3 separate regions of the Mus musculus genome follow, and regions 2 and 3 are each linked to region 1. The links are chromatin loops, found by intact Hi-C in ENCODE. Cell type or tissue: gastrocnemius. All regions are shown on one strand.

The links. Hi-C counts contacts between places; a loop is a spot of excess contacts. Peaks named below come from ENCODE experiments on the same cell type or tissue, not always from the same donor. Only the 100,000 strongest peaks of a DNase experiment are listed, where the experiment ranks them.
Region 2: it touches region 1 in a loop (2.3-fold over the local background); 6 of 42 quality-filtered maps call a loop at or near these places.
Region 3: it touches region 1 in a loop (2.6-fold over the local background); 19 of 42 quality-filtered maps call a loop at or near these places.

The regions. Positions count from the first base shown.
Region 1 is chr15:89,207,064-89,215,063 of GRCm38, forward strand. Ppp6r2 (protein phosphatase 6, regulatory subunit 2) reads left to right here and starts at 4,496. Exons shown (of 25, transcript NM_026813.2): 1 at 4,496-4,716. In gastrocnemius, CTCF peaks have their summits at 3,269 (motif pointing left) and 4,098 (motif pointing left); DNase peaks (open chromatin) are centred at 3,265, 4,439 and 5,242; H3K4me3 peaks cover 4,972 bases; H3K27ac peaks cover 5,517 bases.
Region 2 is chr15:89,085,936-89,093,935 of GRCm38, forward strand. Trabd (TraB domain containing) reads left to right here. Exons shown (of 10, transcript NM_026485.2): 10 at 1-1,140. It overlaps Selenoo (selenoprotein O), which reads left to right and starts at 3,103. Exons shown (of 9, transcript NM_027905.3): 1 at 3,103-3,730; 2 at 6,769-6,972. The coding sequence starts at 3,174. In gastrocnemius, a CTCF peak has its summit at 3,393; DNase peaks (open chromatin) are centred at 3,113 and 3,573; H3K4me3 peaks cover 2,427 bases; H3K27ac peaks cover 1,988 bases.
Region 3 is chr15:89,125,324-89,133,323 of GRCm38, forward strand. It overlaps Hdac10 (histone deacetylase 10), which reads right to left and starts at 3,377. Exons shown (of 20, transcript NM_199198.2): 1 at 3,067-3,377; 2 at 2,862-2,996; 3 at 2,599-2,695; 4 at 2,271-2,368; 5 at 2,063-2,167; 6 at 1,827-1,895; 7 at 1,546-1,672; 8 at 1,318-1,383; 9 at 1,055-1,114; 10 at 889-978; 11 at 652-758; 12 at 503-567; 13 at 174-426; 14 at 1-73. The coding sequence starts at 3,125. Mapk12 (mitogen-activated protein kinase 12) reads right to left here. Exons shown (of 12, transcript NM_013871.3): 8 at 7,756-7,827; 9 at 7,578-7,657; 10 at 7,430-7,508; 11 at 7,172-7,345; 12 at 5,261-5,895. The coding sequence ends at 5,816. It overlaps Gm46530 (a long non-coding RNA gene), which reads left to right and starts at 3,216. Exons shown (of 2, transcript XR_001781738.2): 1 at 3,216-3,870; 2 at 5,743-7,816. In gastrocnemius, a CTCF peak has its summit at 3,200; DNase peaks (open chromatin) are centred at 3,199 and 3,391; H3K4me3 peaks cover 1,805 bases; H3K27ac peaks cover 2,023 bases.

The sequences.
Region 1 (8,000 bases):
TTTCCTCCAGAATGCTGAGAATAAAGGTGTGCACCACCACCACTGGCTTGTGTTTGTTTGTTTGGTTGGTTTGTTTTTGTTTTTCAAGACAGGGTTTCTCTGTATAGCTCTGGCTGTCCTGGAATTCACTCTGTAGACCAGGCTGGCCCCGAACTCAGAAATCTACCTGCCTCTGCCTCCCAAGTGCTGGGATTAAAGGTGTGCGCTACCACGACCGGCCACCACTGGCTTTTTATGTGGGTTTTTGGTATCGAACCCAGGTCCTCGTACTTATCCAGTAATCACTGTACTGACTAAGCTATTTCCCCAGTCTTCCTTCTTTTCTTCCTCCTCCTCCTCCTCCTCCTCCTCCTCCTCCTCCTCCTCCTCCTCCTCCTCCTTCTTTGAGACAGGGCTTCCCTGTGTACCCCTGGCTGTCCTGTAACTCACTCTGCAGACCAGGCTGGCCTTTAACCCACAGAGCTCAGCCTATCTCTGCCGTAGAGTTCCTTCACTAACAGGTTTTAGTTTTCCTTCACACTCTGTAATTTTATCACTTTTGTGGTCTTGTATGAGTCCTTAGCTATAAACTTTATGGTTGCTTCTGCTTAATGTTGGTGAGTCATTTTTTTTTCTTGCTACTTTTATCTTTCTGTCTTTGGCCCATAGCAATTCGATTATGTGTATGCAATGTAGTTCTGCCTGCATTCATCCTTTCTGGAGATTCGGTGCCTGGGTCTTTCTCGGAACAGAAACCTGGAGTCTCTTGAGGGAAGGACAACTCAGGCCACTACTAGGCCTGTTCTGACAGTGCTCTGAGGTGGCACTAATTTTGTATGACAGCTTTGCTGTCTCCATTTTATTGGCGAACAATTTTTTGCTCCATTTTCTTAGCAAAAAGTTCACTCTTTGATCCTTTAATACTTACCTTTGTGCTAGGTGTTTTGTGTACATCGTAAATGATTAACTATAACACATGCTGATTATGTATCACGGGTATTATCACTAATCACAGAAGCAAGGAATGTAGTAGCTTTGCATATCCTTCATTATTTGTTATGTATTTATGCATACTCTTCATCTCCCCCTCTTTTAAAAAGTACAAGCCGTTGGATGATGGTGTCACCATTTTAATGCTAGCTGTTCTAACCAGAATAACTCAGGACAGCCCAGGGAATGTCTCTGTCTTCAACTAGGATGCAGTCAAACTTCTCCAAGAAAGAATGAACTCCCGTTGGGAGAAGAAAGTACCTTCCTAGATTCCCCCCCCCCCCCCCCGCCCCCTCTTGAATATCGTTTTAGTTCTTCAGAATTTTTTTTTTTTTCCGAGACAGGGTTTCTCTGTATAGCCCTGGCTGTCCTGGAACTCATTCTGTAGACCAGGCTGGCCTGGAACTCAGAAATCGGCCTGCCTCTGCCTCCCAAGTGCTGGGATTAAAGGCGTGTGCCACCACGCCCGGCCAGAATATTCTTGTAATTGATAATTTTCATATCAAACTCTCTCCATTGAAATCATTGTGTGGTTTCAGGTCTCCTTTTTGGGTTGTGATACCATTGGGAAGGAGGAAAGACCAAATGAGAGACAAGGCTATAACCTGGTATGATGTAAGCCTGAGGCTTGGAATAGAGCAGCCAGGGAAGCCCTCAGTGGAGAAGGGGGAGGAGGAACGGAAAGGGGAAAGGGGAGGGAGAGGAGGAGGAGGAGGAGGAGGCAGCCGCAATGATTAAGTATCTATGAGACAAGTTAGCAAGCATAGCAATAAAGGGGGAGATGCCTGAAAAGATACAGAGGCCACTTGAGCAGCTGACCTGGGGCAGGAGGTTATCAGGACTTAAGTGAAATAATATAAGCAGATAAAGTGAGATCACATCACAAACAACTTTGTGGGCAGCACCAAGGATTCTTGCTTTCATCTTGGGTGAGACAGCAAGCCCCTGAGGTCAGAGATGTGATCTGACTTATTTTAATTGGATCCCTTTGAACACCGTGCTGAAGGGCCTGCAGCAAGTTGTCCAGGATAAAAGTAGGGGGCCAGTCTACACTGTTTACAGCCACAGGAGAGAAACTGGTCTTACAGGTTAGATACAGACAAGAAGAACAAGAGATTTGCTGATGAACTCAGTGTGGGTGTGAAAAGAGTAGGGCAAGGCCACAGGTTCAAGGCCAGTTTGCACAACTTATCAAAATCTTATGCCCTCAAAACAGACAAACAAAAGGTCTTTTAAGACAGGTCTAGCCGGGCGTGGTGGCGCACGCCTTTAATCCCAGCACTCGGGAGGCAGAGGCAGGCAGATTTCTGAGTTCGAGGCCAGCCTGGTCTACAAAGTGAGCTCCAGGACAGCCAGAGCTATAAAGAGAATCCCTGTCTTGAAAAACCAAAAAAAAAAAAAAACAAAAAACAAAAAACAAAAAACAAAAAACCAAAAAAAACAAAAAACCAAAAAAAAAAAAAACCCCCCCAAAAAAAAACAGGTCTCAATAGCCCAGGCTGCCCTTGAACTCAGTAAGTGGCCAAAGCTAATCTTAAACTACCGATTCTCCTGCCTCAATCTCCCAAATGTTGGGACTAAATGCCCAGCTCAAAATTAAGAAAAAAGAAAGAAAGAAAGAAAGGCTGGCGAGATGGGTCAGCGGGTAAGAGCACTGACTGCTCTTGCAAAGGTCCTGAGTTCAAATCCCAGCAACCACATGGTGGCTCACAACCTCCTGTAAGGAGATCTGACACCCTCTTCTGGTGCATCTGAAGCCAGCTACATATAATAATAAATAAATCTTTTAAAAAAAAGAAAGAAAGAAAAAAAAGTGTGTGTGTGTGTGGGGGGGAGCTAAAGGATGGAGATTCAGTTCATCGGTTCTGTTTCCTCAGTTTATATGTCAGACCAGTACCCACAAAAAATGGTGGTGTGTGTGTGTGTGTGTGTGTGTGTGTGTGTGTGTGTGTGTCTGGGAAGAGGGTGCTCAGAGCTGCTTCTGATACGTGAACTCTGGCCTGGACTTAAAAATAGTGTAAAGGTCAGGGCCAGGCTTGCACCTGCTCGCTGTTGCGGTAATGGGACTAGTGGGTCATCCCCTGTGTTTGGTATCTCCGCACAAGCCCCAGTTCTGCAGCACATTCGGCTTCTGTATTCAGGGTATCACTTCAGTCAGGATGGCCTGGGAAAAGCTGTGCTGCAAGAGACCACACCGCGAACCCAGGCGCCTCCAATTTTGCTTTCCAAACCGGGGAAGAAAACAAAACAAAAAAAATCGATTTCCTTTCCTCCAACAGTGTCTCTTTGGCGCCCTCTGCTGAGAAAAGGGGGAAACACAGCAGCACCACTTCAAAGAAAAAAAAAATCTTGGAAGGGCCCAGAAATGTCTCCCCCTTAGACATTTTTACACTCTGTAGTCCTAGCTGACCCGGAACTCGCTGAGTAGAGTAGAGTAGGCGAGTCTCGAACTGGCAGAGATCCCCCCTGCCTCTGGTATTAAAGATGTGCGCCAGTATGTTTTGCTTGCCTGAAACTCCTCCTGCTTTGGTCTCCCAAGTGCAACCACCCACGCCGGCTTATACTTTCGCACAGCGGTAGTGAACTTGCCACTGAGAGTGAGTGAGTTCATAGCTAGCATGTGTTGACACATTCCTTACATGTTTCTTTTTTTTTTTTTTTGATATTTTCCCATGGCTCACACTGCCACCGGAAATCAGTCTCATTTTAGAGATTAATTTAATTTGAACTCATTTCAACCCATGTTAGATGGCCACGTATGTGACGTACACAAGCCCTGGACAACAAGGATCGGTATCCAAGAAAAGAAAAAAAAAAAACAAAACAAAACGAAACTAAACAACAAAACAAAACAAAACAAAACGGCTTTGATCTCAACACAGAGGCAGAGGCAGAGAGACAGGAGAATCTCTTGTGAGTTCGAGGCCAGCCTGGTGTACAAAGCAAGTCCGGGACAGCCAGGGCTCTGTTACACTGAGAAACCCTATCTCGAAAAACCAAAAAAAAAAAAAAAAAAAAAAAAAAAGGTAAAAAGGGCTAGCTCAGCGGTTAAGAGCACTGACTGCTCTTCCAAAGGTCCTGAGTTCAAATCCCAGCCACCACATGATGGCTCACAGCCATCCGCAGTGAAATCTGATGCCCTCTTCTGGTGCATCTGAAGACAGCTACAGTGTACTTACATTAAATAAATAAATAAATAAGGAAAAAAAAAACCAAAAAAACAAACAAACCAAGTAGATCAGCGGACAGTCCAGTTCAGAAACAGGACGTAGCGGAGACGAGCGCGCGCACCGCTCTGGGGACTTGAAGGTGCCCAGAGGATTTATTTAGCACAGCCAGCTCGATCACGGGGACGCCTCAGGACGTTCCCCCAGCGCGACTCCACCAGACAGACCCTGGACCGCGGCCGCCACTCTGTGCCTCCTCCGGTGGCCCCGCCCCCGGGGCGCGCCCCCGCCCCTCCCCCGTCCGCGCGCTCGCCCGCCGGCCCGCTCGCTCGCTCGCGCGCGCCCCCGCCGCCGCCGCCGCCATTTTGGAGCGATCTCGCCCGCGGCCCCGAGCCGGTCCCGAGCGGGTCCCGAGCCTCCCGCCGGCTGCGCCCGAGTCCGAAGGCGCCGCGCCGCGGGGTCGGGCCCATGTGCGTGCGGCCCGCTCCAGGCCGTCCGCACTTCACCTCTGCGAGCGTCCTGGCCTCGCTTGGGCCTCCCTCGGAGGAGGAGTCGCTGCGACCCCCAGCCTGCTGGGCAGGTGAGTGCGGCCGCGCGCCCACCGCTTCCTGCGGCCCGGGGACAGGAGGGACACCCCCACCCCCCACCGCCTTCGGGCCGTCAGCGTCCTGCTGTCACTCAGCTTGTGCGGTCAGCGCCCTGTCAGTAGAGCAGCGCCTTTGTCACCCTGCGCTTCGTCAGGGGGTCAGCGCCTCCATCAGTCTGCTTCCCGGTCAGCCAGCACTCTCCACTGCCGTCATTCATTCATCCATCCATCCATCCATCCATCCATCCCTTCCCTTCCCTCAGCGCTCACCCTTCTTGACAGTCAACATCCCTTTTAGCTACTATCCCAGCTCCTGGCCTGTCAGTGGTCAGTTTTTCCCCACTCTCAGAATTAGTCTCAGCCTCTTAGTGGCCGCCTGGTTCTCTCCCTCCCAGTTGTCCACCTCTGCTCCTATCAAGGTCCCTCACCTCTGTCGGTGGCTGTAGAGGTGGGGCGGACCTTGGATACAGGGCCTGGGGAGTTGTCAGTGTTCCCTATCTCATCTTTGGGTTTTTTTTTTTTTTCCACCCTCCTCATCAGGGGCCCCGCTGGTGGTGACCTTTCCACCTATCAAGCGTTCCCTCCCCGCTCGCTCATCTCCTCCTACCAGTGCCCACTGCCAAGCGCTCGCTTTGTTATTGTCCTTTATTTCCATCCCATTCCTCTTCCGGGTCGTTCCCCAGTTGTCATCATCACCCACTGTCTTTCTCCCACTCCCCCCCCCCCCCCATCATCTTTTGCTTCTCCCATGCGCCTCTTCTTTCTGGAACTTCTTCACCTGCTACTTTGTATCCTCACAGCTGACTACTCACTTAGTGAAGGCTGTTTCCAATCTATTACGGAGCTCTTGCTGTTCGCTATCAGCTCTCAGTCCAGTCACTTTCCCCAATTCTCGCTTTCTGCTGTAGCCCCTCCCCGCAATTTGTCACCATCCTCAACCATGTCCCTAGGCCTTATTCCAGACAGGTTTTCAGGTTTTCACTGACACCTTCATCTGTGTCCTACCTGACAATGCTGCTTGCTGGCTTCTTACCATCTCATTCCATTCCCTATCCCCCCCCCCCCCTTTCCGGGACTGTTTTACTGTGTAGCCATAGATGTCCTGGAACTCTGGCCTTAAACTCCATAGAGATCCGCCTGCCTCTGCCTCCCTAGTGCTGGTATCAAAGGCGAGGGCTACTGTCACCCAGCTTCAGTCCTCATTCTTATCTCTTCACGCCTCTCTCCCTTTCTGTTTTTCTGAGACAGGGTCTTGCTATGGAGTCTTGGCTATCTATGTAGAGCAAGCTGGACTGAAACTCAGAGATTTGCCTACCTTTGCCTGGGATTAAAAGTTTTCCCAACCAAGTCTGATGTGTTCATCTCTTGATGTTCTTATGTTCTGGGTCAGCCCTTTGACCTCTCTGGTTCTCATGTGAGCTAAATAAGCTCTTGGAGGCAAAAAAGAGGCTATCGCCGGGCAGTGGTGGCGCACGCCTTTAATCCCAGCACTTGGGAGGCAGAGGCAGGCGGATTTCTGAGTTCGAGGCCAGCCTGGTCTACAAAGTGAGTTCCAGGACAGCCAGAGCTATACAGAGAAACCCTGTCTCGAAAAACAAACAAACAAACAAACAAAAAAAAAAAAAAAAAAAAAAAAAGAGGCTATCTTTTGTTTGTTTTTTTTCTAGACAGGGTTTCTTTGCGTAGTCCTGGCTGTCCTAGAACTAGCTCTGTAGACCTAGACCAGGCTGGCCTCAGACTCACAGAGATCCACCTGGCCTCTGCCTCCCAACTGATGGGATTAAAGTATGCTACCATTGCCCAGTAAGAAATTAGCTTTAAGGAGGAGGGTGGGAGAGCAGGCCAGAGCCTTTCAACACGGACATCGGGAGGAGATGGAAAGGGCCCAGATCTCTTGCAGGAACTAGATAATATTGGTGTGTCTAGGTTGGCTGAGAATGTTTGTCTTCTAGTCAGCCTTACAGCTTGAGGGGGGTGGGGGGTGAGGGGGGTGGTTCTAGGCTGGAGATTGAGTTGTGGGGCATTATGACTATCTGGATAGGAGGGGGTGTTGTGGTTCAAACCTCAGTAGTTAATTTAGGGAGGTATTTTGGAGGAAAAGCTGTTGAAGCTTCTTAGAGCCGTAAGTAACAATTGAAGAGGGGTATGAGAGAGTGAGAGAGCTCAGAGAGAGTCCCAGACTTCTCGGTAGAAGTGAAATGGCTGGGTAGTAGCATCGTCTAATTAAATGGAGAAGCTGGGTTGAGGCAGTGATAGATATGAGGGAATGGTTACATGTTAGAGAGAGCAAGCAAGGTTTTCCTTCGGCTGAGACTAGTGGGAAACTTCTAAGAAGCCCAGGGGCCATTAGGGAGAATGTATCTAACCGACAGATGTGAAACAGGAGAGGTTAGGCTGAACATACAATTTTGAGCAGGGAGATAATATTTAAAGCGTTGGGAATAGCTCTTTACTTAGTGCACATGATAAATGTGCTGAGTATTTCTTGTGTGCCATTGCATTTAGTATTGATTGATTCATTTATTTATTTGGAGACAAGGTCTCTCTCTGTAGCCTCAGCTGTTCTGGAACTTGCTATATAGACCAGACTGGCCTAGAGCTAGCAGAGATCTCCCTACCTCTGCCCCACAAGTGCTAGGATTCAAGGCATGCACCACCATGCCCAGCTCTGTATTTAATTTATATGGGAATTTCTCATCTAATCCTTAAGGTAACCATAGACTATAGGAGCTATAATTTCCCTGTTTGAGAGATAAAGAGACTGATGTAAGAGAGCCAGAATTTGTACTTACGGCAGTTTGGCTCTGCATCCCTCCTCTCTCTTTCTCCTTATGGAAAGGGTGCTGTTTAAAATATTTAAACTAATAACAATAATGACTGGTCCCAGTCCTACCATGCTTGGCAGGCCCAAACACTTTTTAAGTGTCTTACCTGTATCATCTTGTGTAATCTTCACAATGATGTAGCCATGAAATTGCTCTTCTTTCAACTCTTTACTTGTTTACTTTTTTGAGACAGGATCTAATTTTACCCAGTCTGATCTCAAATATTACTTTATAGATTGAGGGTTACTGTAAACTTCTGTTCCCCTTCCTCTGTTTCCCAAGTGCCTGGATTACAGGGTGTACCACCATGACTAATTTATATAATGTTTGGGATTAAACCCAGGGTTTCATGCATGCTATTAAGCATTCTACTAACTGAGCTACATCTCAGTCCCTCTTTTTTAAAAAAAAAAAAAAAACCAGGATCTCATGTATTATAGGCTGACCTGGAAC
Region 2 (8,000 bases), 120 kb before region 1:
GGACCGTGCAAGGAAGAGACTGCACCTGGGGGCTCTGCTCTGCGCCGAGTGGGGTGCTCACGAGGAGCTGGCGCCGCCCGTCTGGGGATGTCCCTGGGGACAGATGCATCCAAGCCACCCCCTATGGGGGCCTAGGCCAGGCTTTCCCTGCCTTCCCAATGCCCAGCCCACCCAAATAAAGAATATTTAACTGTCTGAGCCCAGGCTTCCCAGCAGCCCACACACACACTGTGGGGCCACCTATGGGCATCAGGGCCAACCGCAGTGTCAGGACCCAGCGGCCTAGTTCCAAAAGGACCAGAAACTGAGGGGGAGGCACTGAGACACCCCACCCTTAACCCCAGGTGGGTTTGGCAAGCTGTTGCTCTACCTACCTCACTGTGCCTTGTGCTCTGGCCGGCAGGAGCATCTGGGCCTGAGTGCATCTCACTGTGGGTTTGGGGCTGAGTGGCCATGCACCTCCCTCCTGGGTGTGTGGGGCCTGGCCTGGCCTGGACATGCATGTGGCATTGCCAGCTGCATCTCTGCCTGCAGAGAGTCTGGTTTTGTGGGGTTTTGTTTTCTGTTTTTGTTTTTGTTTTTTAATGTCAAAAAGTTTTTTACTCAGGTAATTTTGACGTCAAAGAGAAAACAAACTGAAGCAAATATCAGGAAATACAAGCCTTAAATCCAGTGAGGACAAAGAAGTCATCTTTTTATTTGTGTTTGTGTGCCCTGAGTGGGCAGTGTGTGTCAGAGTCGGCTTGGGGGTCCAGGCCAGCCCCTGCTAGACACCACTACAGCTCAGAGTGGCGTGGGGCTGCCTCAGATATGAGCCTGCAAGGCTGCCCTTGGTGTTGGTAGGACCTTAGCCTGATTGCTGTGCATTAGGTGAGAGGCCCAAACTGCACTGAGGGCAGTAGGCACCCACTATGGGCCACGGCTGGTTTGTGTGCAGCCAGCCATTCATGTGTACAGGCTGTGGCTCCTAGTATATGGCACAGCCTGGCAAGACCTAGACCACATTGATTGTCCTTGTGTTGGCTGCCAAATCAGGTGAGACACGGAGCTGGGTGGGGACACAGGGCTGGCTGGCTGTGTACTCTGTCTCACACTTGTGGACTCATTCCCTAGAAAGAAATAAATTTTAATTTTGGAAGCTCCCGCTTTGTGAAGTGTATGGAAATGGGACTCAGGCGATGGGGCACTGGCTTCCTCTTTTGTCATCTGTCCCCAGGTCTGCAGGATGCTGGGGGTACTCCTGCATGCCAGGGGACATACTACCCACCTTAGCAAAGTATAGAGGCTGGACCCTGGTGCTCACTAGTGCCTAGCAAGGTTATCTGTGTGCCAGCCAAGATGAGCCTTACATGTGCTCAGCACCTGTACACCCTCTGGTTCACACTTTACTGCCTGGCAGTGGGAGAGGGGGAGGAATGTAGGAGTGGATCAGAAGATCCTTAAGGTAGGTTGTTCTTGCCTGTGTTAGGAGCATTGAGGCTGAAAGAGTTGTATATCATTGCCAGGCCAGAGCAAGGCAGACCCTGAGGGTAGTCAGTGACGTCTGTGTTAGTGGCAGCAGGAAGAACACATGCTCTGGCCAAGGCTAAGATACTACAGGCTCTGTCACAGAAAACAACACCTACCCACCTTCTCACCGCCCATGCAGAGGGAGAGGGGATTTGACAGTGATCGAACAGCTCCAGGGCCACATTTGGGTTCATTGCAGGATTTTTGTTTTTCTGTGTGTGGGGGGAGGGGGGGAGTGGATTTTCTTGTTTGTTCAGTTTTTGTTTTGTTGAGAAGGTTTCTCTGTGTAGCCCTGGCTGTCCTGGAACTCGCTCTGTAGACCAGGCTGGCCGTGAACTCAGATCCACCTGCCTCTGCCTCCCAAGTGCTGGGATCAAAGGCATGTGCCACCACATCTGGCCTCATTGTAGTTTTAGAAGCCCACTATGGCCCTAGGAAAATTTCCAGAGATGAATTCTTGAGGTGTAGAACTGAAGAAAGGCTGAAAAGGAGAAAGACTGCCAGGAAGGAATGCGTGCATTTGTGCTCAGAGTCTCCTGTTTGAAACTAACAGGTTTTCCTGAGCACTGGATGCTGCCTACCTCTCCACCACCAAGATCCATAGCCACCTAGATTGCAAGTGACAGGCACAGAATGGAGAGAGAAGGAAATGCTATCACTTCAGGGAGAGATGCTGTGTACAAGGGAAATACAACTTGAGGCACCAATAGGGAAGGACTTGGGGACAGAGGACCTAGCATGCATGCAGAGCCAGGTTTCAGATAGGCTCAGAATCCCAGCTGGAACCATTGCCCAGCCAAATTATTCCTGTAGCAAATCTTGGGTGGCCAATTCCCACCTAGCCCATGGATCCCAAGAATATTACCAGGACTTCTGGCCCTTCTCTGGACAGAACAGATGAGGAAAAATTGTCCTAGTGGCAGGGCACTGCATATTCCACATTATAAAAACATATTTGTACTTTATTTTAAAAAGGGATCTACACACACACACACACACACACACGTTAATAGTGTCATATAAACAGCTGATGCAGGACTCGGGTTCTTAGTGTTTGCAAACCCTGCTACAGAGAGGAGATGATGGAGAGCAAAGCATCAGCACCATAAATCTAAGACAAGATTGACCAGAGAGGCGAGAGTAAACTTTGAAATGACTGCCTGGCTTTGTTTACTTACCTATATAATCGGCTGGATAAAGAGGAGATGAAAGACACATCTTTAGGATGCTAAACTACTGTCTTAGATTGTTAGCTGTCTGAATAAAACAGTCAAAAGATTCCATGTCTGTTTCTATGCATGTGATGGACAGTACCACTCAAACCCACAGCACCCAGGGAATGGCCTTGGCTTCACCTCTAGTTAAGGGGTGAGGGGGCCTGGTAGTTTTTTAGGGACATCACTCAGCCTGTAGGCACACTTGGAGTAGTCCAGTCTGGCATATGTCACCTGGGTGGGAGCTTCGGACCTCGGCTGGCCTGGTGCACAGGTGCCAGAAGTTAAACAGCATCTTAGGTCCACCCTCTGCGACGGCTCGTAGCCTGGAAGTGGACAAACGAGAGGCGACCAATCAGAACCAAGCTTCTGGGCGTGCCTCCCACCAGCCCCTAACTGGGTGGGGGAAAACTTCCGGTCGGGGCGAGCAGGCTTCCGGCGAGGCGGCGAATGGCCTCTGTCAGGGCCGCGGTCGGGGCCTCGCTCGCGGTTGCCCGAACCCGGCCACGGTGCGTCGGTCTCGCGCTTCCGTCGTCCGCGCCCCGGTCCGCCTGGGCTGCAGCTATGGAGCCCACGCCGCGTTGGCTGGCAGGGCTGCGCTTTGACAACCGCGCCCTGCGTGAGCTGCCGGTGGAGACGCCGCCGCCTGGGCCGGAGGACTCCCTGGCCACCCCGCGGCCGGTGCCCGGAGCCTGCTTCAGCCGTGCGCGGCCGGCCCCGCTACGGCGGCCGCGCCTGGTGGCGCTGTCAGAGCCCGCGCTGGCCTTGCTGGGGCTCGAGGCCAGCGAGGAGGCCGAGGTCGAGGCCGAAGCTGCGCTCTTCTTCAGCGGCAATGCGCTGCTGCCGGGCACCGAGCCCGCCGCGCACTGCTACTGTGGACACCAGTTCGGTCAGTTCGCTGGGCAGTTGGGCGACGGTGCCGCCATGTACCTGGGCGAGGTGTGCACAGCGGCCGGCGAGCGCTGGGAGCTGCAGCTCAAAGGCGCCGGCCCCACGCCCTTCTCCAGGTGCGGAACTCCCGGAGAACTTCCCGGAGGCGACACCCTTCTGCGCGCGTGGGTGAAAAGGGAAGGTGCCCAGTGGCGCTTTCGCCCGGGTAGGGACAGCCCTACGTCCAAACTCCATGAATGGTTAGGACCTAGGTGGAGGAAGACAAAGAAACTGGCAGGGAAGGGCCGAGTGGCAAGAACGGGCTTACTCTCTGGCTGACACTCAGAGAGATCTCTCTCCATCTGCCAATTCTGTCAGGTGGAGGGGACACACCTCTAATGGCTGTCCGATGTGTTTTCAGAAACACAACGCGGACTTTGGAACCAGTTCCCCGAATGATACTGTTTGCTGAACATCTTGCCCAGAGTCTAGTTTTCAGAAGCAATGCATTGGGCTGGTATCCAGACCTATTATCTGGAACCATACTTAAACAGTATGCTTCCTCAACTTGCCCAGCCTCTAGCAGACTCTACGCACTGTCTAGGGACTGTGGGCACAATCCGTTCTTATACCCACCTTCTCTGTGACCATTCTCCCAAGCCTGTCAGTTCTAATCGTGCGCGCGCACACATGCACCCACCCACCCACACACACGAGTGGATAGTTCTTGTTTTCCAATGGAGAGTACCACAAGTGTCCAATACAGTCGTGGATCCAAAACCATACAGGCCCAAAGGAACAACTCTTCTTCCTCCTCCTCCTCCTCCCCCCCCCCCTTTTTTTGTACAGTGGTGTTTTGCCTGCATGTGTGAGAGTTGAACCCCTGGAACAGGAGTTACAATTGTGAGCTGCCATGTGGGTGCTGGGAATTGAACCTGGGTTCTATGGAAGAGTAGTCAGTGCTCTTAACCACTGAGCCATCTCTCTAGCCCCAAGGAACTCTTTAAAAAGAAAAACCAGAAGGGGGGCATCAGATCCCGTTATAGATGGTTGTGAGCCATACAGATGGTTGCTGGGAATTGAACTCAGGACCTCTGGAAGAGCAGCCAGTGCTGGGCCACATCTCCAGCCCAAGGAGCTCTTCTTAATTAAGTCCTGCCACCCAGGTACAGACAGGTCTTAGGGGCTCTGCTCCTGTTTTTCGCTATATGATTTATTTAGGTTAGATGCTTGTTAGATGACTAAGAAACAGGAAATTGGGCTTTTACGGTTTCTCACTACATCTGCTTCTCATCCTTTCTTCCACCAGTCACTAACATGCCAACCATCCCCCAATGCCAAGCTGTCTTCATCTCTCAACATAGTGGTTTCTTCCTCATCTTTCCACCCCCAAGCCAGATTTATGGTCTCGCTGGCACCCTGCTGCTCACTGGACCAACCTTCTCAGAGGCTCTTGGAAATATACGGCAGATGTATATTCCAGGGCTCCTCAGCTCTTCATTTTGTGAGCAGCTTTGAACTTTGCATTTTGATAATTTATGTTCACCAGTTACCAAAGGTGTGTAGACCCTTGGTGTCAGGATAATTTGATATTGAATTTTTTTTTTTTTTTTTTTTTTTTTTTTTTTTTTTTTGTACAGGGTTTCTCTGTATAGTCCTGGCTGTCTTGGAACTCACTCTGTAGACCAGGCTGGCCTCGAACTCAGAAATCTGCCTACCTCTACCTCCCAAATGCTGGGATTAAAGGCATGCACCACCACTGCCCGGCAGAAAGGCTTCCTTATATTTAAATATCTTGATGCTAAGAATCAAATCCAGAGTCTCATGTGTCCTAGACTACTACTGCACCACATATCCAGCCATGAAAGGTGCTTTTTAAAAAACATTTCCTATGCATCAGTGAGTTGCCTGCATGTGTGTCTGTGTGAGGATGTCAGATCCCCTGGAACTGGAGTTGTAGTTGTGAGCTACCATGAGGGTGCTGGAAATTGAACCCGGCCAGTGCTCTTAACCGCTGAGCCATCTTCTCCAGCCCAAGTGGTGCTTTTCATACTTGATTTACTTATAGTTGGTATTTCCACACCTGAGGTCAGCTGTTTCCATGAAGTCAGGGATCCCTTTGACCCTTGCTTAGGTCTCATCCTTGTGTGTCAGGGTTTCTCATCTCAACACTGCCAAGACTTGAGGCTAAGGTTGGAGGTGGCTGTCGGGTCGGGGCTTCTAGAGCCCTGAGATGGGTGAGTGGCTTCTGCTCTTAACTAGACTCCAACCAGGTTAGCATAGACTATGTTGTGCTTTTTTTGAGACAGGGTCTTACTTCAAAACCGTAGTTGTCCTTGAACTTGCAGAGATCCATCTACCTCTGCCTCCCAAGTGCTGGAATTGAGCACACATGCCTCCACACCAAGCTGGGTCTTCAGCTTTTGACCCTTCTGTCTTCCATGCACTGAGATTACCGGGCCATATATAAACAGCATGTTTGATCAGTTTGGTCCGTTCCAGGCAAGGTCCTCTATTGGTTTAGGAACCTAAGACATTACTCCGGCAAGGAGGGGCTGTCGATGCAGCCTGCCCAGGTAGCCACTGTGCTGGGCATCCAGTACTGTACTATATTCTGCTAAAAACAAAACAGGCCCAGTGTATAGGAAGAGTCCAAGTACAAAAACTACCCATAAACTGTAGCTTTCTTGTCTCATTTTGTTCTCTAGGTCCCTGTGACTGGTGGCTCAGACCCTACTGAGTCCGCCAGCCAGACACAGGCACGTGGCTGTGTAGTTTTGTTTCCTTTAGGGGTGTGAGATGTGCAGCATGTCAGCAACTGCGTGTCACAGCACTCCTCACTATGCTCCCCTCAGGGACTGGCACAGGCTGAGTCCTGTGAGAACCGCTAACAGCTTACTCATGAGCTTGGGCCTCTGTAGCTGCAGTTTTCTGTTTCCCATGACAACGGGCAGTGCTGGTGGGTAGTATGCATTAATTACTGTAGGGATGTTTTTGTAACACCTGTGAGGACAAAACTGCAGCCTTGAAGGTGGCTGGGGGGGCATTGAGGGGGGACAGGGGAGGTCTCTCTTCACCTAGCTTTAGTCATATGACGGCTACCCCAAAGCTCTTGGGAAGCTTGGTTCAGAATAACCTCCGCCTGACCGGCTCCTTGGCCTGTGTTTGATTTCAGACAAGCCGATGGTCGCAAAGTCCTGCGGTCAAGCATCCGTGAGTTCCTGTGCAGCGAAGCCATGTTTCACCTGGGAATCCCCACCACGAGGGCCGGGGCCTGCGTCACGTCTGAGTCTACAGTGATGCGAGACGTGTTCTATGATGGTAATCCAAAATATGAAAAGTGCACGGTTGTGTTGCGTATAGCTCCCACTTTCATAAGGTAATGCTGGGGTCCATTAGGCCTATCTACATGCATTTGCTCCTAGAGCATACGCGATCCATGCTTATGCAGCCAGGATGTTGACCCGGCTCCTGAACAAGCAAGAGCTCCCGGCTGTGGTCAGGACTCAGCCCCAGATGCTTCTCAATGCAGTGCCTGACTCATTAGTCCAGTCCTTTCTGCAGATGCCTGTCTTGCCTTCACCTGAGCTTGGTGTCCAGCCGGCAGGGGCTGTGTGAACAAGGAGGTGGCTGGTGTGATCTTAGGATTCTCCATATTATTGTACCCAGGCTAGTCAGTCATCAGCACTCAGCACACATGGCCCCTGCTGGCCTCTGGCTTTTTCTGGCCTCAGCGAGGATGGAAAGGGGCCAAAGATGGTAACTGCTGCACTGTAGAGGCCCATTCCCCTGACTTAGCTGGCTTTAGAGTAGAGGTCATCCTGTGCCTTGGACAGTGGTGACAGCACCACTGCCCTCTGCCCACCAATTGCAAGCATCAACCCAGTTACAATTTTTAAAAAATGTCAGCTGGGTATGGTGGTGCACACCACTAGTCCCGGCACTCAGGAGGCAGAGGCCAGAGATAGATCTCTGAATTTGAGGCCAGCCTGGTCTACAGATTGAGTTTAAGAATATCCAGGGCTATAGAGAAACCCTGTGTCAAAAATTTTAAAACATAAAAAAATTTAAAGCCAGGCAGTGGTGGCACACGCCTTTAATCCCAGCACTCAGGAGGCAGAGGCAGGCGGATTTCTGAGTTCGAGGCCAGCCTGGTCTACAAAGTGAGTTCCAGGACATCCAGGGCTACACAGAGCAACCCTGTCTCGAAAAAACAAAAAATGTAAAAAGGCTCCATGCATGACTGGCGTCCTTGTGGGACACCAACTGACTGGCACTGGCACTGACACGCCGCGTACATACTTTCTGGGTAGGCCACCCCTGGCTGTCCTCACAGTATATGGGGTACACACAATCCTGTGTGGAGTTGGAGCTGGCAAAGTAGACAGTCATGGTTGTTTCTTGGCC
Region 3 (8,000 bases), 82 kb before region 1:
GATTCCATCTAAGAGACACAGAATCTTCCCCAGTGTGGCAAGATCCTCATCCTGGAACCGGGATTTGTGAAGCCTGTAACGGGCAGGCCAGAAGGACACATGGAAATCAAAATTGTATCAGTGACACAGGTGCAAGGCATGTACAGCCCCGTCCTCAGATCCGCTCTCCTCACCTGGCCCAGGCTTCGGTCTCCTCCCTCAAGACTGACCCTTCTTGATGGAGCACTCCAGGAGGTAAGCACAGAGCAGCACCTGGTACAGTCGAGGCCACCGCTGTGCAGATTGGAGGTGCAGGGCGGAGGCACAGTTGGTCCAGGAGGGGGCTCAGTGAATCCTCTGCTACTGCACATGTGGGGCTCTCACCAAGCAGACGCAGAGATCTCTCTTCAGGAGAGTGGGTGCTGGAACTCAGAACTGGGGCCACATCTAAACGGTTCAGAGTCACAGTCACTGCAAAGAAGCTCAGAGTGGAGCCACCAACCCAGGTCCAAGCCATACTGACTTTGCTGGAGGCTTGTCCAGTAAGGGGTCTGGGCTGTCTGGACACTCTGGATGGACTCCAGGGCACTATGGCAAGAAGTAGAGTTGTAAGCCTGACTCCCCCCCTCCAGCCTCAATCCCCCCCTCCCACTGGCTCTCCAGTCTTCAAACCTCTGACATGGCACCATGAGCCCAAGAAGGGGAGGTGTGGGGTCACCAAGCAGTGTCTGCACCATCATGCACACTGACTGTGCTAGGGACTCCAAGTGGTAGCCACCCTAGGAAGAGCGTTGAAATGGGACAGAGGAGGGATGTCACTAGTGTGAGTGGCCGTACCAGGCAGAACACCTAATCTCGACTGACTCTCACATCTGGTGCCCTCCCCTCCCCTGGCCCTTGGGCACTTACCTCCAACACAGCACAAATCCGGCCACCAGCCAGCACCTGCAGCAGCTGTGTGAGATGGGCAAAGCACTCAGGGGTGGCCTGCATCTGCCCCTGAAACACAGTAAGTATGATAAGGACCTGGGCCCCCAGAACCTTACATTACTCCCAAGCCAGGCCATGTTCTCACCTCAGGGTCCCCGATAGCAGAGTCAAATCCAGCCGACACCAGCACCAACTCAGGATCAAACTATAGGCAGGATCCGGTGGGAAGGAACCAAAGAGAGCAATAGCCCAGGTGAAGGGGAGGTCCCAGTGCTACCCACTCACATAAGGTTAGACTTTCTGAGACACCTTCCCTACTCCCATTCATACACTGGAGTGGCTTTCAACTCTCCAGTCTTCACAGTGGGACTCTGGGTAAGCCTAGGAGGACACCCACCACACAGTCACCTCGAAGGCCAGTGGGAGCAGCACATGCAGAAAGGCAGCCAAATAGTCGGCATTTCCCATCCCAACCTGCAGCAAAAGCAAAGCAGGCATCAGGGGACCAGCCCTGCAAATGAGGACATCACGGTCTTCACCCCTGGGATCCAAAGTCCAGGGAGACTCTTGCAGAATGCCCCAGGAGACATTCACAGGAGACGTAGGCTGGACGGAGGGGGGAGGGGGACTTGGTACCTGGTTCCAGGGCAAATTGACAGTGAAACCTTGGCCCTGCCCTTGGCCAACTGCATCTGCATCAGACTCTGGGAGAAACGGCCAGAAGCTTCCATGCTCATAGCGGTGCCAAGAGAAATAAAGGACACTGTCGACAATTGGCCAGGTCAGAAGTGAGGTCCCTTAGCAACTCCACAGCTTCTCAAAGAACCCTAACTCTTAAGACCCCTAGTCTCACCACTGGAATTTTATCCCCAAAATGGTGAGCGGCAGAGAAGGGCTGTGTCCACACCCCAGCTCACCTGGGGTCATCGTTGAAGATATACTGGATGCCCTGGCCATGGTGGACATCCCAGTCGACAATGAGAATCCTAAATTCGGACAGTACTGGGGATTACTGGAAGTGGCTGCCTTTCCACCTTTAGGCTAGGAGCTCAGCCAGGAGTGGAGGGAGCTGGGTGGGACCTCTTAACCACCAACTCCACCTCTTCCTATTTAGTTTGGGTCCCCCACACTTGCAGGTCAAGCTTGGACACACCTCTGCAGCCCATATTTCTGCTTGGCATGTTTGGCTGCTAGAGCCACATTGTTGAACACACAGAATCCATTGGCAGCTGCCCTCTGACTGTGGTGCCCTGGAGGCCTAGGGTGTAAAAAAAAAAAAAGGAAACACCGGGCATGTCAGAGTCATTCTGTCCCCTCACAGGGTCACACACAGACAGCTAGGGGAGGAAGGTGGTTCTCACCTCACCAGGGCAAGCCCATTGTGCACAGCTCCTGTTAGCACAGCATCGACCAGCTGCAGTGCAGCCCCCGCTGCCAGCCGGGCACAGTGAAAGGTGTCCTGTGAGCCAGAGTGCAATTGAGCCTGGGACCTGACCTGCTTGTCCCAGGTTGCAGGTTTCCCACTGCTGAGCAGACAGGGCTGGGGCATTGGCAAGCAAAACATGGTAGGGTACGGTCATAAAGCATAAACAAGGAGACACTGGCAGGTGAGCAGACTTGGGTGTGAATGCACCTAGGCAGGCATATGGACATAAATCTGGGTGAATGGGCGTGTATGCTGGCTCGCACCGGGTGAAAGTAGACAGCATTGTACTGCTTAGACAGTGCGTGGAGCTCCTCTTTATCCAGGGTCTGGGTCTTCTGCACCAGGGCTATATATTCCGGGCTGCAGATCAGCAGGCGGGCCACCAGCAGGACAGGAAGGAAAGGAGCAGAGATTCCTGGTGGGAGTGCCCACCCAGTAATCCCTTTTAGCCCACACCACGGTGAACCCAAGGGAATGCTAGCGGAGCTATAAAAGGTTCGGGTCCCCAGATCTGTCATAGTCTGACCTGTGCACCAAGCCCAACTCTTCCTCTGATGCCTCACAAGCTGACAAACACAGGCACCTTTCTTCCAGGCCACGCTGCCGCAGGCCATCCAGGGCAGCTGTCAGGCGCTCTGGGCACTCAATTTCGCACTCGGGGCTGGAGCAGACAAGGATCTCAGTGTTCAGGGTTCCCTCCCGGCCCCCTACTTCTGTCAAGACACACTTACTCATCCCAGAGCAGTCGAGTGGCTGTCATGTCCTCGTGGTACACAAGTGCTGTGCCCATAGCTACACCGTGGTCACTTTGATCCGCTCTAACGCAACACGCCCTCTGCCGGCAGGTAATTGCACTGCCCGGTCTCACCTAACTATGCACGTAAACAATCCTCACTCGGGACGAACTGGGTTGTGCACGCTGGACCTGGGCAAGAGGAAACCACCCCAGGCCCAGGTCCGGGCTCAAGCCCGCCCGATTGTCAGAAGAGAACCGCTGGAAACTGAACTAAGCGTGACGCCAAACGCCTAACTTCCGGCTTCCTCTTTTACAGACTCCGGCCCGCCCCTAGGCGAGATTAGGGTGGAGTAGACCAAAAGGCTGAGCTCCCCTGGGATTGCGCGCGCTCTGTGTGTCTTTCTCTCTCTGCCTCTCTTTCTCTCATTGTCTCTTTCTCTTAGGCTGCAACTTCAGTGCCACCGACAACTACGTGTGGCGCGGAGCCTACGACCAGTACCGCCTCCAGTGTCCTTCTTGAAATGGATAGGAAGACAGGGCTGCCTGTCCTCAGGCCATCCATAGCTACAGCCGCAGCTATGCTTCCTTCTTGCCCCCAGCATCCTCCTAGCCTAACCTGGTAGTTTAGGCCACAGAGTCAGAAATGCCAACTGTCAATCACAACCAATTTGCCTGCTCCCGCAGGTGAAAGATGGAGAGGAGAGAAGTGAGCAGGGTGTGTATGTGAGTGCCTGCGGGGGCTGGCCTGGGCTGGATCAAAGCACTGAACTTCCAGAAGGGACTGACAGAAAGGCCACAGGTAAGAAAGAGGCCACTGGAATAGAAGAGTTATATAAGACGCCAGGCCAGCCAGGAAAACTGCAGCACAGTGTGAGGCTAGGAAGGGTAGAGGGTTCTGAGCAAGGAAGGGTGAGGAAGCAGGGAAGGGGGCCTTAGGAAAGGAGGAACAAAGGAGACATGAGCTCAAATACCAGCTAAGACTATACATATATATATATATATATATATATATATATATATATATATATATATGTATGTTTGTATGTATATATGTATATATATATACACACACACAAATAAACACACACAGATATATACACACATATATACATACACATATATACATACATGTATATATACATATATATGTATATACATATATATATATATACACACACACATTTCCATAGTCCAGCCTTGTCTCCAGTTCCGAAATGAGTGTTGGCATTACAGATGCCTCAAGATGGGGGGAAGGGACAAGACACACCCCCAGGATGATGAGGGGAAGGGGGCAAGGCTGCCGCTGACGTCTGTGATAGGAACACATACAACTATCATGTACAGGGGAAACCAAAGAGCCCTGGAGTGGTTAGAAGTAGGTGCCCTCTGCCATACTCAGGAGTTGGGAGTTCAGGCAAGGATTTTGGAGGAGCCCAAAGCTTCTCCATCTTCTAAAAGCCAATTAACTACCCTGGTTTATGTATATTGTGGGGTAGGGCATGAACTGAGCCACACCTCTGTAACTGGGTGAAGTATTTGAAGCCTTGGACCATGGTTATCACAAGGGGATTCAGGCAGTGGAGCCATGGTCATGGCATCTCCTCTGACAAGATTAGACTGGGCAAAGTGTATTTGCCCAGAACTTGTCAAATGAAGGGAATGAAAGACCTCACCCTTATGTCCTGCCCTGTCGCACCTGTCCTTGGGACATGAGGAAGAACATGGACCATCTAACCAGCCCAAGTGTGGTCTCGTGTCTAATGGCTTGCAGATGACAGTATGGGTTCAGGGAGGCTGCCAGGGAAATGCTGGTAGAGAGCTAAGACCTTCCTCACTAGAAGTCTGGACCATTGGAAGACAAATGCTGCAAACTCAGAAAGAAGGAGGCATCCCTCTATCTGGGTCTTAACATCATCTTCCCCACCATCCTCCCTTGCATCAGTCTCCAGACCTCCTGCTCAGACTCTGAGCCTTAAGAGTACAGTCATTCAAGAAGGGAGGGGCCAAGCCCTAATGTGGCTTGAAGCATTGGCAAGGACTAAGTGGCACCAGCACTGTGGCCTGGGAAGAGTCAGGGGACTGGCACCTCTATTAGCTGGAGGACATAGAGCTCAGGTTAGCTCCTTTTTGTGCACAGAGCAGCTTGGAGAACTGATGGGTGCTCAAGGCATGGGGCCACACAACCAGAATGGGAGATCTACAAAAGGGTTTATTTGCCCCCAGCCACTTAGGCAACACCAAATGGCTGGTTCGAATTCCAGGCTAAGGGTGTAAGAGAATCCACCCACTTCCAGAAGAGATGATGTCCCTGAGTCAGTGTCCCCAAAACCTCTGTCTCATTCCGTCTCAGGAGTTGGCCTTGGCATTGTCCAGAGCGAGCAGAGCTCAGGTCTGGCACTTGTCTCCTAAGCTCTGCTCACTCTGAAGCTTTTTCACGAATACTGATTTCATGTACAACTCCAGAATTCAAAGGCTAGTCCCATGTTGGGTAGGGGTCTTGGACAGAAAGCTTAGATGTTCTTCCAGGGTCATCTGGGGCACTCGAAAGCCGAAGAACAGGTTTGGAGATGGAGGGTTCATGATTCAAGGGTCTACACAGCATGTCCAGGTGGAAGACTTGGGATACAAGCTCCAGGCACTGTCGGGGTGTTAACCAGGATTCCTTTTCCAGAGAAGGGAAGCCAAGGTGCCGTGAAGCTCCGAGCCAACCTCCTTTGGATACCCCCCAAACCACCCAGAGGTCGTCACAGAGCCGTCTCCTTTGGAACTCTGGCTCCTAGCTGCCTAGGAGGCTTGAAGCTGAGAACTTCCTTGTAAGTCACACCTGCGGGAAGCGAAGAGAAGCAAACGATAGAGTTAGACAGCTTTCAACTAAGGGGGGAAGCCAGCACCCCATGGGCCTTAAATCTAATCCTAAGTGGGCCAATCCACTTAAAAACACTGAAGACTGCTGTGAAGCTAGATTGCCCCAGGAAAACAAGGGATGAAAGTGTATGTTCAAAAGAAAAAAAGGGGGGGTTGTGTTCAAAAAATAATAATAATAAGAGAGAGAGGCTTGTATTAAAAAAAAAAGGAAGTGAGAAGAAAGTGTGTGAGCCTGCTCAAGGGCTCAGTTGTGTGCCTCCTGTGGTCTATGGTGAAAGCAAAAGCACCCAGCCACAGTGTGTAGATGGAGACCACAGAACGGATCTTGTGGCCCGTGGTTAGGGGAGTTATTTTGTTGAGCAGCAGAAGGATTTCATCACACAGAACCAAACTCATAAGCACACGACAACACAGAAGGGAAGAACACCTGCCAGGACTTTCAGGACATGAGTCAAGAACCTCTACCCATCCAGTCTTTCCCATACCAGGGTGCAAGAACAAGGGCCTGGGGTCTGAGGCAGACAAGACAAGGGATAGCATGTCGCAATGGACCTGTCCTCAAACCTCCTGGCTCCCCAGGTTGGACCTGTCAGTCTGGCAAGGACACGGGAGGCTAGTCCCAGCTCAGGGGACAGTAGGCAAACTGAGAGAGTTCTCTGAGGCCAGTTCTCAAAGAGAGAATTGGAGGTTTGGCACAGAGCTATGGAGGGATCTAGGGCTAGAGATGAGAGGGAAAAGCTGGGCCCTTTGGCCTGCATGGGAATAGACTGTCTTCCATGGGCAGTACATAAGATATAGTTATTTCAGGAGAGGTCTTTAAATGGAGTAAGGAGAGGTAAGGATACATTTTAAAGGTGTAAGAAGAAAGTCATAAGGACCGGCAGTGGTAGAGAGAGCTCCAGTGTGGTCTGGACATGAGGATGCTAGGCAATATAGAGGTTGGGGAGAGAACGGCCAGGGAGTTAGTAAGCCAAGGGCACAAAGCACACACACCTGCTCCACAGTTCTCAGCATCCATCACCTGCCAGCCCTTGTGGGTCGGAGCTCCTTCAAAAGACACTCTTTACCACTGCCTTCCCCCCTAGCCAGAAGTCAACCTGGTTGAGTTGCACTGCCCCACAATGCCCTTTGACCTCCCAAAGCTCTTATCTGACCTGCACCCCAGGGGCAGAGGCTCACTCACCCAGGGCACACAGGGTCCAAAGCCAGACATTGTATGGAACCCCCACACTCACGCTTCCATTCCTCAAGGGTGCGGTCTACATCATCAAAGGAGTCGTCATATTTCTGGGCCTTGGGTTCATCCTCAGTGTCCCGAAGGGACTCAAAGTATGGATGGGTTAACGCCTCAGCTGCTGTCACCCGCTGTTCCGCATCCAGCACCAGCATCCTTTCCAGGAGATTCACAGCTGTGGGAAGAGCAATTCAGGCCAAGCCACAGGAGGGGACATACTCACCCAGTACCCTGAGACCTTCACCCCATCCAGCGGTACCCTGAGGGCTTGCGTTGGTCAGGACAGAGGCAAAATCCTTCTTTTCTAACTCAGGGAGGCCTTCCATGTAGTTCTTGGCCTGTGAGGGAAAAAGGGTGATAGGCCAGCCCCCAAGCCCAAGTCCAGCCCACCACCCACTCCCACTGACCTCTGCACTCTGTAGCTTCTGAACAAACTCAGGAGGGGGCGTCCCTGTGATCTTCATGATCTCCTTCAGCTGGTCCAGGTCTGTACCAAGGTCAGGAATACAATGCAGGGACAGAGGGGGGCCCACCCAGCACCCACATCTTGGCCGAAGTCAACGGGTGCTCTACATAGAAGGATACGGTCATTGCCTTTGAACAGGATCTTCCCAGTAATCATCTCCGCCATGATGCAGCCAACGGACCAAATGTCCACTGAGAAGTCCCATCAGTGCCCCACATGCAAGGGTGGCATTCATATCCGTGAAGGCCAAGAAAAGGGGGATGCACAAAGAGACCACACGTGGGAGACAAGTATACATGAAGGGGAGACGTGCACATAGGCACAGAGCAGAGGCTGTCATTGAGAAGGGTGGCAGACCTCCCAG